Regions from separate parts of the Homo sapiens genome. Here region 2 is linked to region 1. Evidence: chromatin contacts called from ENCODE Hi-C data. All regions are on one chromosome and are shown on one strand. Each heading gives the region's core, a stretch centred on a gene start or an enhancer-like site at or near the end of the contact. The rest is flanking DNA. Distances are from core to core; before and after follow the strand shown. Region 1 overlaps LOC105373585 (a long non-coding RNA gene). Region 2 overlaps GLI2 (GLI family zinc finger 2).

Region 1 (6,277 bases), core at 3,498-5,997:
TGATCCATCTGCCTCGGCCTCCCAAAGTGCTGGGATGACAGGTGTGAGCCACCGCACCCGGCCACGTCTGTGACTTTTCTAAAGCTTTAAGATGATGTCACCCATAGGCAGAAAGGCCCACTCATTTCGTGCATCTGCAGTCACTCTTCTGACGAGGTGCGGCTCTCTTTTGTTCTATCAAAGAGAAAGCCAGTCTAAATTAATGGGAAACTAGAGAATTAGGTCATTTTTCAAGATGAAATTGCTGGTAGCTTAAGGAATCAGCTACTTGAATCCCATGCTAAAAAAGTGTAACTCCTGAGGAGTGAGCTCTTCTTTCTTCCTTCCATAATGTCAGGCACTAAGGGAGGTTCAGAAACACAGAGCAGCATCTACTCCTTTCTCAACGAGCGTGGGGTCCAGTGCAGTTGGCCCTCATTTAACAAATAATTACACCCATGCGTGAAAGGTCCAGTGGGGAAACAGTGCGGGGAGCCTCAGGCAGAGCTGATTCAGGCCTGGGGAGGCACGGGAGCCACATGTTCAGGGTCCACAGGCCCAGCGGAGTGATACGGAAGTTTCCAAGATGGTAAGCCTCTCTCCTGGCCCATGCTCACCAACGGGACCCCATTCCTAACCAGGCTTTCCCTCTCTCTCTTTTAAGTGTTCCAGGAATGTTCCTACCCCTGCGTCTTTGCTGAAGCCCCTCTTGCCTGGGATGCCCTCTGTCCTCTCTTTCTGCCCACACACATCCTGCCAGTCCTTCAGACAGGGCCAGCCTCACGGGCATAGGACCTGAGCAGTTTCACAGGGCCCTATGCACAGAAGGATCCCAAGCTCGGTTGATTGCTCCGATCTTGCCATCTTGAAACTCTTTGATAATTTTATCTTTTATCTTGTGTTTTGGGAGTGAAATCCAATGGGATATTGGGGCCTGCAAAGGAGAAGAGGAGATCCGCACAAACCCGTTCCTGGCTGCTGCATTCACCTCCAGCGTTTGTGATGCCCCAGAGCACAGAACTCCAGGGAGCCCACGATGCAGGAGAGTTCAGCGACATTCACTGAGTACAAGAGAAGTGAGTTACTCCTGCAGCTGAGCACGGGGGGCGCTGGCAACTGCGAAAGGTCTCGCTTTCCATTCCAACCAGAACTTGCTCCTAGCGCAGACAGAAGGCCGTGGCATTCTGAGAAACACACATGATGAAGGAGCCCTGTCATATCCTCTCTTCCTTGCATCGCTTCCCCGTGTGAGCAACCACTTGTGCTGGAAATGATGACAAGGAAGGACCGGGAAAGACAGGGCCACCCGCAGTTCCTTTTCCTTGACGTCTTTCCTTCCTCATCAGCGAGCTGAGGTGGAGAGCGTTGGTAGAATGTGTGCATAATAAGAAGTGAAATAAAAACAGTCGAGTTAGTATTCTACTGTTTCCACTGTTCTGGTGAGAACAAAACACATATGCTGTATATGCTTTGAAATACAAAGTGTGTAATTTTAGTGATTCTGCATAGGAGTTAAATGTTTTTATATTTGCATTTAAAACTGCCATTGTATACTATAAAGATAAAGAGTAAAATGTATTCTAATAGTTTAACTTTACTAATAATTTAGTTTTTACTTTTATTTACCTAGAGTAACATTAAATAGCAAACAAACAAAACAAACATCACAAGTTGAGAGAGAAACCACAAAAGAAAGAAAAAAGCTTTATATGTTAGTACCTTGAGAGGCACTTTTTCCTGCTTTTTGAGTAGGGATTCATGTTTTCCCGTTGCACTGGGCCTCACAAATAATGTAGCCAGCCCTGCCTTCAAAGTGCATTCAAGTGACTCCCCCTTCATAATCACTTAAGCCTGGAGCCACGGCCTTGCCCCTGAACACGTAGAACAGTCATGGCCGTACCAACCGTGAGCCATTCTTGCCTCTCTCTCTTTTGTCTTATTCTCTTGTCATCTGTCCACCTCGCAGGACTGTTGGGAGGCACCAATGGACTTTGCAACTGGAGATCTCCCAACTGGACCATGTCACTGTTATGTTTAATTTGCACTGTGCACAGTAGGTACCCAGTCAACGTTTGTCGAATTCCATGGACTGGGCCTTATACCTCCGAGGATTTTTCACAGCAGTAGCATGTGCACATGCACAGAACGAGAACACAACCAATGCTTGTTTGCTGGTGAAGACCTGGTCTCAGTATTTTGCCCAGGAAACCCTTTCTTCATGGACAGCATGAGGCAAGCTATGGCCCTTGCTGTGGTCTCAGTGGTTCAGCACGGAAGATGAAGATGACGGGCAGTCTCAGAATATTAGCTTTAGAAGGGACTTTGGATCCTTTTGATTTTGGTAGGTGAAATACTTTTTAAAAATAAAGAAAACGGACTTTGGACAAATGCTCTCATTTTGTAAATGAAAAAGTAGAGACAGGAAGAGTAACTGATTTGTCCAAAATCAAACAAAGTAAATTGTGTTGCATCCTCTCCATCCGTAACCACCTTCGCCTTCCCTAACTGCTCCATGTGGCCTGGGAAAGTCCACTTCACCTCGTCTTAGAGGTGGGCTTCTGATTCTAGCTAAGCCAACCCCCACGTTCTGTTCCTCTGGTCATGGTGATTGATTTGGGGACCAGCCTGAGACCTAAGCTAGCCCAACGGGCATCCTTTCTGCCAGGAGTGAGAGGAGTCAGGCCCTCTCTTCCTCAGGATCAGGGATGTGAGAAGATGTGGCCTGGGATTGTTGCAGGTATTTCTGATCTCCTGAAGGGCCTGCGCCTAGGGAGAAAGCCCAGTATACTGCAGGAGGAAGGACAAAAGGAATGGCAGAATAGCACCAGAGCCTGATGCTTCCGAAAATCACTGGGTCAACCTGTACCTCAAGCCCACAAGACTATGGGAGCTTTCAATTATGTGACCAACAAATTCTCTTTTTGAAATGTGTTATTGGGGATTTTGTTCTTTATAACAGAGAGGGTGCTGACAAACACAACAGAAAGGTGACGTGAATAATTCAGGACACACAGAGGCTAGCCTAGAACCCAGGTCTCCAGATTCCCATCCAGTGACCATTGCAGTAGCCCCATGGGAACTAATACTGATGGTAACAGGTGCAGTGGAAGCAATAGAAGCAATAGCAAACACAACAGATGTGGTGCATTGTTGATACATTGTGAATGAATCAAGGATCCCAGGTCCTCTTCCGCCAGGGCCAGTTAAGCCAGATCTGCAGTGTCCCTGGGAAAGGGGTGATTCCTCCATTGAGGAATCGGGGGATGTCCTCCCTTGCTTACCTGCTCTGTTGCTTGGGCACTGCCCATTTACGATCCTGCAAGCAGCAGGCAGGTGGCATCCGCCCAGTAGAGTATCTGCAATAGCAGCACCGTGATGAGTGAAACTCAAGGTTTCATGAGGACACCGGGGGGCGGGAGCACCTTCAGGGCTCTGTGGCTAACTCAGGCACAGTCTGTGCTCAATAACTCCAAATGATAGGCCACTGTGGGCCATGAGCAGCTCCCTCCTTCCTGCCTTAATGAGCACAGTGTGGAGACTGAACCTCAGTCTCCTAAAGGGATGGAATTAAAGGAATTGGGTCAGCCCACTCATCTTACATCTGGGCGTACCAGGCGGTGACACACCCAGGCTGCATAGCCACACAATGCGCACCCTTGGCTGGCCCAGCTCTGCTCCCCTCCAGGCCCAGCAGCCTCCTTCAGCTGCTGAAGCTGAGGGCACTGGGGCGCTAAGGTCCTCACCGGCTGATGCTTTGGGCAGGTGCTGGGAGGCGAGGAAGAGCCCATGGCACCATCTGACTTCTCAAGGTGCCCTGGCAGGGTATCTTCCTGAGATCTCCTGGGGAGGTGGCCAGATGAGAGAGATCAGAAATGAGGGCAAAACCGCAGAGGCCAGAGCTGAGCTCTCCATCCTGTGCAGTCACCAGGCACTAAGGCCAGAGAGAAGAGGAGAGCCCTGAGCGCACAGTCAGGGAAGGCCTTGTGCAGAGGCGGCACCTGGGCAGGACAGGAGGGATGGGCAGAGGGGGTGGCAGACGGCAGACAGCAAGGACAAAGGGGAGGAGGTGGGAAGGTCCCCAGACGGCATGGAAGACAGAAAGGGAAGCCCCTCCAGCCATTCCTGCCAGAGACCCTGCCAGGGCCCAGGGGTGGGCTTGGCAGACTGAAGGGCTCCTTGCCAAGGCTGATAAAGGGAGTCTCTCACTAACTGGAAACAGGGGGCTTGCAGAACTGAGAGCCCTGTGAGAAGGGTCTGGATTCTGGTGACAGGAAGATTGGCAGGGCTGGGATAGTGGCTCGGAGCCCCCAGGGCCTGGTCCCAGAGGCTCAGACAAATGCCATGGTCCCAGGAGGCCCTTCCTTGCAGTAAGCAAAGATTTCCTCAGTTCTTTTGACTACTCCCTGGGTCAGGTGGCTTCACCTCGCTGAGCCTCCGTTTCCTCCTCTGTAAAATGGATGTGTAACCTGATAGGCTTGTTTTGAGTAGTTGCTGAGATCACAGGCCTGGCACAGAAAAGTGCCCTTCAGTTGCGGGCTCCGTGCCCCCTCGCCCAGCACCCTGTGCACCCCTCTGGTTTCTCTAGTTATTCACCAACTCTGCCCCGGTGCACTGCCTGCCTAGGGCTGAATGGAGCAGTGCGGGGGTAAATCAAGCCCACATGTCTATCACCAGGCACTAAATCTCCCCAGGGACATTCCTTACTGTAGCAGTAATGCCGCCAGCTCCAGGGAACAGGGTTGCACCATAGGGCAGGCTCCCCACACCCGGGAGGCTTAAAGGGCCAGCTCCAGCAGAAGCAGCAGGCCCAGCCTTACATGGGCACAGACGTGTCAGCAACAACAGCACCCCGCTGCAAAAATAAACAAGCAGCACCGCCGTGTCCAGAGACTCACAGCGTAGGGGATCAGAGCTCAGGCTCTGAAGTCAGACCAGGTCTCATTCCCAGTTGAGCCACTAAGCCATGTGGCCTTGGACAGGTTACTCTCCTCCCTGCTGTCCACCTCAGTTTCCTATTGGGCTGGCAGGTCTATGGTGAGGACTGAAACGCTGAGAGTCCCTGGTGCACATCAAACACTCCCTTGTAGCGCCATTGTTAATCAAGTGCCACGCACATGTGATTTGGTCCACTCCAAAGTTTCCTAAGGAAGAGACTGCTATTGTCCTTAAATTTCCAGAGGAGAAATAAAACCAAATCTCGGGCTTGTTTGGGCTGTGTGATCAATGGTCATCGCGGGACACTTGGCACTTGACCTGTGCTCCATGCAGTGAAGGGGATGGGCCCAGGCCCGGGCACTGGGAGTCCTGGCTGCTGTGCCTGCTGCACCCGCCCACTGCCCTGTCCTCCCTGGCTCCCCACCGCAGGCAGTTGTCAGGGCCGGCTTTCCCTCGCATGGTCTGATCACAAACCAGGAAGGACGGCACAAGAACTGATCTTTGTTGAGCCCCACTGGGTGAGGAAGGCCCCTTCGCTCCCGATCCTCCTCCAGCTCTGCCGGGAACTGCTTTGGAGAAGAGCAACTGGAGGATCAGAGAGGCTGTATGCCTGCCCTAGGTCACTCGGCTGGTGGGGGCATCGCCAGGAGTAGAGCCTGGCCAGCTTTGAAGCCAGCGTTCTTTCCTCTCTAGCCCACGTGCCTGGTTCAGTCTACAGTACCCCTCACTCCCAGAAAAAGAACAAAAGCATTCAACCCATGGCCTGTCTTCTGGGCTGCGAGGGACGGCCCTTTTATTTATGACAACCGGCTGGCTAAGATCAAAATGACCAGTGGGAAACACCAGTCTCTGTGGATGACTTTGTCATCAGATCACTCGAGAGAAAAGAGCATTTATCTGTCAGAGGCTCACTCTTCCTCTGCAATACCTTCTGAAATTATTGAGGGGATTTAAAACAGGAAAATACAATGTTTTCCTCATGAAAAGAACGTTTCTATTAGAGAAAGCATAGGAAATACAGAGAGATGGGGTCGGGGGAAGCCCTTAACCTCCCACCCAAAGGTAACCATTAACCTGTCTGTGCCTTCCTCTATCAGCTTTTCATTCTTTTTCAGCAAACATTTGTTGAGATCCTCCCTTCAGTGGTGCCGAAGAGCTGATTATGGTAGAATCTGTGCCCTCGAGCTCACTGTGTGCCGGGGTGCAGGGCTTTTGATTTTATAGGATGTTTCAGACACCTCTTGGGCACCACTTCAAGGGAGACTGGCTCCGTGTGGGTTTGCAGCAGCTTTGTGCAGAGGTGACGGCCCTTTGCCTGTGACCACCCTTGGTGCCTCTCCAATGTTGCAGCCCTCAGCCTTTG
Region 2 (6,623 bases), core at 708-3,207, 370 kb before region 1:
CTTAATGTACAATTTGATCAGTTAAACCACTTAATCCTATATGAAACAGGAATGTGAAGACACCTTATGAAATGAAAAATGTTAACCTCATGGGTAAGGATGGCGATCAGCACCGTCATTCTGGTGATGAACCCCAGAAGGCCAGCGCCCTCCCAACACCAATGATGCTGGATGTCAGCTTGCTGTTTGCATGGCTAAGGTCGCTTCTGGCCATTTATTCTGGGCTTGTCACAAATCCCATGGAGCAAGACTCTGCTCTCTCCTATTCCTGTGGAGATCCCAGGCCCAATCCCCAGGGAAGTTGTACCTAAAGGCTTCCCAGAAGATACCAGAAACGACGACACCAGCTTCAAAGAAGAGGCTGGATGCTCCCTCCTTCAACCATCCAGGTCTGATCTAGGGATACGATGTAGTTCAGACACATTGTCCCACTAATATGGCCTTGACATACACAGGCTTTGGGCCCCATCAAGCCTGGCTCCACAGCTGTCTCTGGAATCCACGGCGGAGCTGCTCACCACCCAGGGCAGAGTTCTCCATCCACAGTTGGAAGTCACAACCACACACCCTGCTGCAGGTCAAGGCTTCCCCTACTCGCTCAATGTAAGAGGACGCTGCTCATGGGCTCTGGAGGCCACAGAGAACAAGAGGCATAATTCCTGCCCACAGGGAGTGCCCCGGGGCGCTGCTGTGTAAGCCACTGCCACAGCTGGAGAGCCTGACCCTGCGGGATTCAGCGAGGCCCACGCAGCACAAACTGCCCAAGTGGCCTCAAAGTCAGGAAAAGATTTCCATGAGGTCTGGAGCAGCCAGGAAGGCTCATTGGAAGAGGCCAGACCTGGCAGAGCCAGAAGGAAGGGGGAGGATGGCAGGCTCTTCAGGCTCAGGGCAGTGCGGACAGTGAGCCCAGGATGCCCAATTGTGCCCTGGCACTGAACCGAGTGAAGTGTAAGCCCCGGTGCAAAGCATGTGGCCTCTCCTATACATACAGGATGAGGAACATCTCTTGCTGGCGTCCTCGAGAGGAACACATGATGTAATACACATAGTAAGAGGTACATGATGAAGCACCCACTAAGCCCTGATATCGGGGTTTCTCAGGCTGTTGCTGGGCCCTGTTGCCAGAGCTCCTGCCTCAGTGAGCCTGGGCATGTCTAACAGGTTCCCAGTGATGCAGATGCTGCTGCTCCAGGGACCACCCCGGGAGGGAGACTCACAGGCCCTTTGGCATTTCCACACTTGCTGTGGCTCCATAGTTCCCAGTTGCACAGTAAGGAAGGGGAAATCATTTATCATGTCCATGCGCCTACTAGGCATTGTACTAACTGGAGAAACTCAACACAGAAGATCAGAGAGGCGGGAGTGGGGGAGACATTTGAATCCTGGTGACCATTTACCAGTGCTTCTGAGCAGCAGCTGCAAGGGGTCTGGGTGCCACTGGGAATGCAGGTTTGGAAGGCATCCAGGGGTCTGTGCTTTTCGATGGTACATGAATGAAAGTGCACACCAGGGCTGGGAGAGGCTGCCAGGGACTTTCTCCCCTTGCTAGGGAGCCTTGGTCTGTTCTGAGATCCTGACACTTTCAAAGGCCAGCCCTTCAGCCACGTGAGCCCAGGTGACCAGGTGTTCGTTCGCAAATGAGGACGAAGTCACTGGCCTAAGCATCAGAGGTAGGAAGCACCAAAAGAGCACGAATCATGGAAAACCTCCTTCCCCAGGGCCTTATGCAAATGGCACCATGATTTTCAATAATAAGCCACAGGACAGGAGAATTCCAGAGGCCCTCCTGATGCCCAGCCACCACCCCACAGGAAGCATTTAATAAGAATAATATCCTGAATGGCCACTCCACAACGTGCAACTAAAAAGTGCTTCTGTCTCACTTGGGGGAAAAACGTGGGGGGAGGAATTAAAATCAGACAGGAAATTCCAACACCACGAGCTGGCTGGTGTCCGGCTGGCTGAGGCCCAGGCCACTCACGCAATCAGGCCTGCCCTGCAGACACAGCCTAGCAGGACCCGTGGCCTCTGCTGGGTCCGCCCACGCACACTGCCCACCCCAGGCTGAGGTGTTACTTGACAAATTAGCTGCCGAAAGAGAGAGTGTGCTGGGCTGGGGCCAGCACAGCCACTCCACACCAGGCACAGAGTTCTGAGACTGGTCTCCTGGTGAGGGCAGGTAGGGATGCAGAGGGACCTGCACATTCCAGGGTGAGGAGTGTGCTCCAGCCAACGCCACGGGAGAGGCCAGCCCCGTGCCATTTGGGTCTGGCCGCTCGGGAGCCAGGCAGTCATGGGATCTGTTCCCTGCAACAGTGGCCTTGAAGTGACAGGAGACAGGCCACAAGAGGCGGCATAGTGTCCTGTTGGACAGAGCTGAGGCTGCCGCCAGTGCCACAGCCAAGTCTGGCTTGATTGCTGACTCACCGAACCTTCCTGTGCCTCGGTGTCCTTATCTGTAAAATGAGGATAGGGACAGGACCCATGTCAGAGGGAGACTGTGAAGTGGAGAAGAGCTAGTGCAGGGCCAGGCACGCAGTAGGGCCCCGAAGGGTGCCGGTGTGGCCATCCCTACAGACCCCTCTGCTGGGCTCCTGCCCCTTTAGCAAGGGGTGGGAGACTGGGGTGAGCTCCAGAGGGACACCTGGGAGATCCCCGCCATCACAAGGAATGGGAGGGGCTGCCTGTCTGTCTGGGTAGACATGTAGAGTCCCACATTAGAGAATTTTAGGGCTGGAAGAAACAATAGGGCTGGTCAAGCTTGCTTAAGGTTGAAAACTCTGTCTTGGTCACAGAAGGTTTCTAAAAAAGTAGTGTGCAGCCTCCCCACTGCAAAATGCAATAGATTTGAAGCCCAGAGGACCATGGCTCCCAGGGACCCTGGCACCTTGCAGAATCCAATGCAGAAAGCAGGAATCCAGCCCAGGAGCTGGAGGAGACGGTGCCCAGGCCCTAGTGCTCCTTCCACCTGTCACAGGCCAGGGCTAGGCCAGGTGGCCTGGGATGGATTCAGGCTTTCCCCTAAAATCTTGCTGCCCCTTGACATACTCATTTGACAGTATACACTGGCGACCCCGTCAGCTGGCAGGGACCTTGTCGGCTAGCTATTGCAATGCTGACTGGTCCCCGGCAAGAAGCCCACTTGTCGCAGGTGATTCTCCCTTTCAGGAGGATGACCATGCCATTCCTCTGTCTGGTCCCCACGGGTCGTGAAGGTGTCACTTGCCATTCTGTGTACTTAACTAGCATCCAGCCCCTTCCCTGCAGAGCCCAACAAGAGGTTTCTTGATCTGGCTTATAGGTCCTGCCTTGCGTCCTGCCGAGAGCATCAAGTCCCAGCTTTGCACTCTGCCATAGCTCTTGAGACGACAGTAAGGCCACCACATTTGGTCTCCACCAGGCCCTGGTGATGGTTTCCCAGGCTGAGCCAAGGCACCTCTTTATTCCAGGCTGCATTCTGAGGCAGGGCCTGCCACAGACAATCAATGACCTTTAAAACCGGGCAGCGGAATCAGCCACCTGGACAAGCAAACGAGCACTGGGGCTGGACTTACTGTCTTTCTGCAATCAACAGGGGAATGACAAAATGCTCTCCATTCTTTCATCCAAGCAGGTCCCGTAAGGGCCACTTTCTGGGAGCCTCTTGTCAGTCCCAATAATTATGTTACTCAAAGGGATCCTTTACAATTCTCTCTACCTTGGACTAGAATCTTCCCTAGGTGTCCACTCATCCAATGCAGCCCTGGCCAACAGAAATACAATGTGGGCCACATATGTTATTGTAAATTTTCTAGGAGCCACATTTAAAAAAAACTAAAAAGAAACAGGTGATTATTTTAATAACACAATTTAATTGAACCAGTACGTCAAAAATACTATCACTTCAACATGGAACCAGTAAAAAAATTGTTAATGAGATGTGTTACATGCTTTTATTCCTACTACGTCTTCAAAACCTGGTACCTATCTTGCACTCACAGCACATCTCAATTAGGATAGCCACATTGCAAGCACTCAGCCACACACAGCTCGCGGCTACCCTACTGAACAGCTCAGGCCTAACTCGTTATCATTATTGACTTTCCACTGCTTCAGAATTCTAGTCTAGCTTAGTAAAAGTCCCATCAATACACAAAATATGGTGATGAGAATTCTCCCCAAACCTCAGTCCTTCCTCACCTTTGAATCTTAGCTTCCTACAGACTTCTATTTGGTCGCTTACATTTACTGATGAAAACACAGTTATTTTTCTTCCCTCCTTTCCTCCCTCCCTTCCATTCATTTAACTCACAAACGTTCCCAGAATCGTAGGAGGGTTACTTGCGATTCTGTGGGTGAGGCCGGTGCCCCGCCCAAGGGATTAAGTCAGCCTGTGCCTCTCTCCCCACCCTTCCACACCCTTGACCTCTCCGCGCAGAGCTGGTCGACAGCACCTCCCTTGTTCTGCCCTGGATTGCTGCCCGCTGCGTTCTTGATAAGCTTGGAGTGTTCCCAGACACGGGAGTGGGTGTGTGGACTCCCGAGATCTTCGACAAATAAGAGGGTCCGCAGAAAGCAAAGCCCATGCCGGGGTCATGAGGGGCAGTGCGGCAGGACCGTGGAGAAACACCGGGCAAGCCGTGTTACACTTTCGGACGCCTGGCTCCCTGCCCGTGTGATTCTGGACCCAGTTAACTGAATGATGGTTGGAGCACATGCCATTCCCACCACCCTCCCCACTCTCCCCACCAACGACCACTGTGGCGCATGGAAACAGTATTTCTCTTTGCTGGGATACGGTGTCCACCAGCAGGACTGGAGGCCAGTCCATGAATCCGTGGGAAGAGCCTGCTCCCCTATTTTGTTGGTTCAGAAACTGAGACACAGAATATGTGGTCTCATGACCCAACCCTCCAGCCCTGAGCGGTGCCCAGAATCTTATTTCCTAGAATAAGACTGTAGAAGAAAGGGAGGAGGAAAACATGCCAAAGCCTTCCTGACATCAAAAAAAAAAAAAAAAACCTCTTGCAAAACAATATTTTGATGAGCTAAGCATGTGAATTAAAAGCAGACAGAGTCTACTTCTTTTTAAATAAACAGGGTTTAAGATCTAGGGGAAAACTCCCAAATACAATGTGTTTCGGGGCCGGAGAAACCAGAGCTGCCCTTCCACAAACCCAAGAGCAGCCTGGCCTGTGCACTCTCATCCGAGGCGTTTGTGGGCAAAGGCCCTGCTTTGTGGGTCCAGTCACACCTCAGTAGGGGGACCAGGAGGAGGGTCTGAGTGACTGACAGGTGGTCCCCAGGTCCTGCCATTGCCAGCAGAATGGAGTCAAGAGCCCCAGCCTGGCACTCAGGACCTCCAGATCCTGCCCCACAGACTCTCCCAGCCCCAGGGTCAAATGACAGCCTTGCAGACCCCATGCCTCCTAGGCTCCACCCTGCCTAGAAAGCCCCTCCCCACCACACCCCCTCATCCTCATCATGCCAACTCAGCCTGCCCTCAGCAACCCCAGTCCACACGAGCCTGCCTCCAGGAAGCTTCCTGGACCTTTCTTCTGCCACCCCCCTCCACCGCAGGCAGACGATACTCCCTCCACACCATTTCCTCTGAGTCAACGACCAGCCCAGCGAGTGGCATGGAGGAGGTGAGGAGTATGTGCCCAGTGAGTGAATGAATGAATACATGAATGAGTGAATCCTCCCACTATTGGAAAACAGAACCCGAGGATAACAAGGGTGGCCAGTAGCTACCGACTGTCAGTCTAAATTAATTTAGGACCGAGGAGAGAAAGCCATGCTGCTCGGGGCCGCAGTAGGAGACAGAGCAGTTTCTAGGAGTCAGCCACGCACTGGCCCTTCCTTGGAGACTGGAAACCGCAGTGGTTCTAACAGCCAGTGCACAGGGCTTCCTTCACACTGGAGCCTTCCTGAGCATGTTGCATTTGTTAACTCATTTCATCCTCATAGCAATTGATGAAGGTATTGTTACTATTATCTCCACTTTAGAGATGAGGAAACTGAGGCACAGGAGCGTTCAGTAACTTGCCCTGGTTCAGTCAAATGGCTAATCTGTGTCACAGCCAGACCTCATGCCCATTTCTCTGAAATTCCAGACATGGGTGGGGTAGGGTAGGGCGGTATGAGCTCTTCTTGGACCAGGAAGAAGAAATGAGGCCGGGGGAAGGCCCAGGTCCCAGTCTTTGCCCGACTCATCCCCTGTTCTCCTGGGTGCCCACTCCCCCTCAGGGCAGCCTGGGCCAGGCATTGGTGTAATAAGGGTCACAGGTGTGTGATGGAGGAGGGAGCAGTACTCTGTGACCCAGGCCCTGGTAAGGAGGTGGAGCACCAACAAACTCCAGGAAACACAAGGCCAGCCTTGGTATTTTCACTTCATTCGTGGTCTTTCCAAAAGGAAATGTAACCCCTTAAAACAGAATGGGTCTGCCATGCAGCGGCATCTAAGTGCTGCCCAGGTACCCAGCGAAGTCAGAGGCAAGTCCGGGAGGGACCCAGGGGAGGGGAGTTATCTGTTTCCCCAGCTGTGTTCCTGGTGGCTGCTAATAACCCCCATGTATCATTCTGCCTGGCTCCGAAAACATTCTGACTGGCGTTAAAAATGGGCCCCTCTTCTGCCCGTGGCT

What was found. A loop is a pair of places that touch in the nucleus more often than their neighbours do. Pooled maps may share reads with other maps.
Region 2: a loop to region 1 is called in a map of ascending aorta, with 3 times the contacts of the local background. The contact joins two enhancer-like sites. A Hi-C loop is called at or near these places in 3 of 168 maps with a recorded cell type or tissue (ascending aorta, gastrocnemius medialis and tibial artery) and 3 of 50 pooled maps.

The regions. Positions count from the first base shown.
Region 1 is chr2:120,538,995-120,545,271 of GRCh38, reverse strand. It overlaps LOC105373585 (a long non-coding RNA gene), which reads left to right. Exons shown (of 4, transcript XR_001739681.3): 4 at 1-1,396. Among named protein-coding and RNA genes, the nearest start is that of LINC01101, 76 kb to the right of the region's middle. RefSeq lists an enhancer at 562-1,761. Within about 2 kb of position 4,747, at least 11 of the 41 ENCODE cell types and tissues checked have a DNase peak (open chromatin) inside an H3K27ac peak, as active enhancers do; they include tibial artery, where a contact is called at or near this core.
Region 2 is chr2:120,910,652-120,917,274 of GRCh38, reverse strand. All of the region lies in intron 2 of GLI2 (GLI family zinc finger 2), which reads right to left. Among named protein-coding and RNA genes, the nearest start is that of GLI2, 180 kb to the right of the region's middle. RefSeq lists enhancers at 1,185-1,958, 1,959-2,732, 5,024-5,967. Within about 2 kb of position 1,957, at least 16 of the 41 ENCODE cell types and tissues checked have a DNase peak (open chromatin) inside an H3K27ac peak, as active enhancers do; they include tibial artery, where a contact is called at or near this core.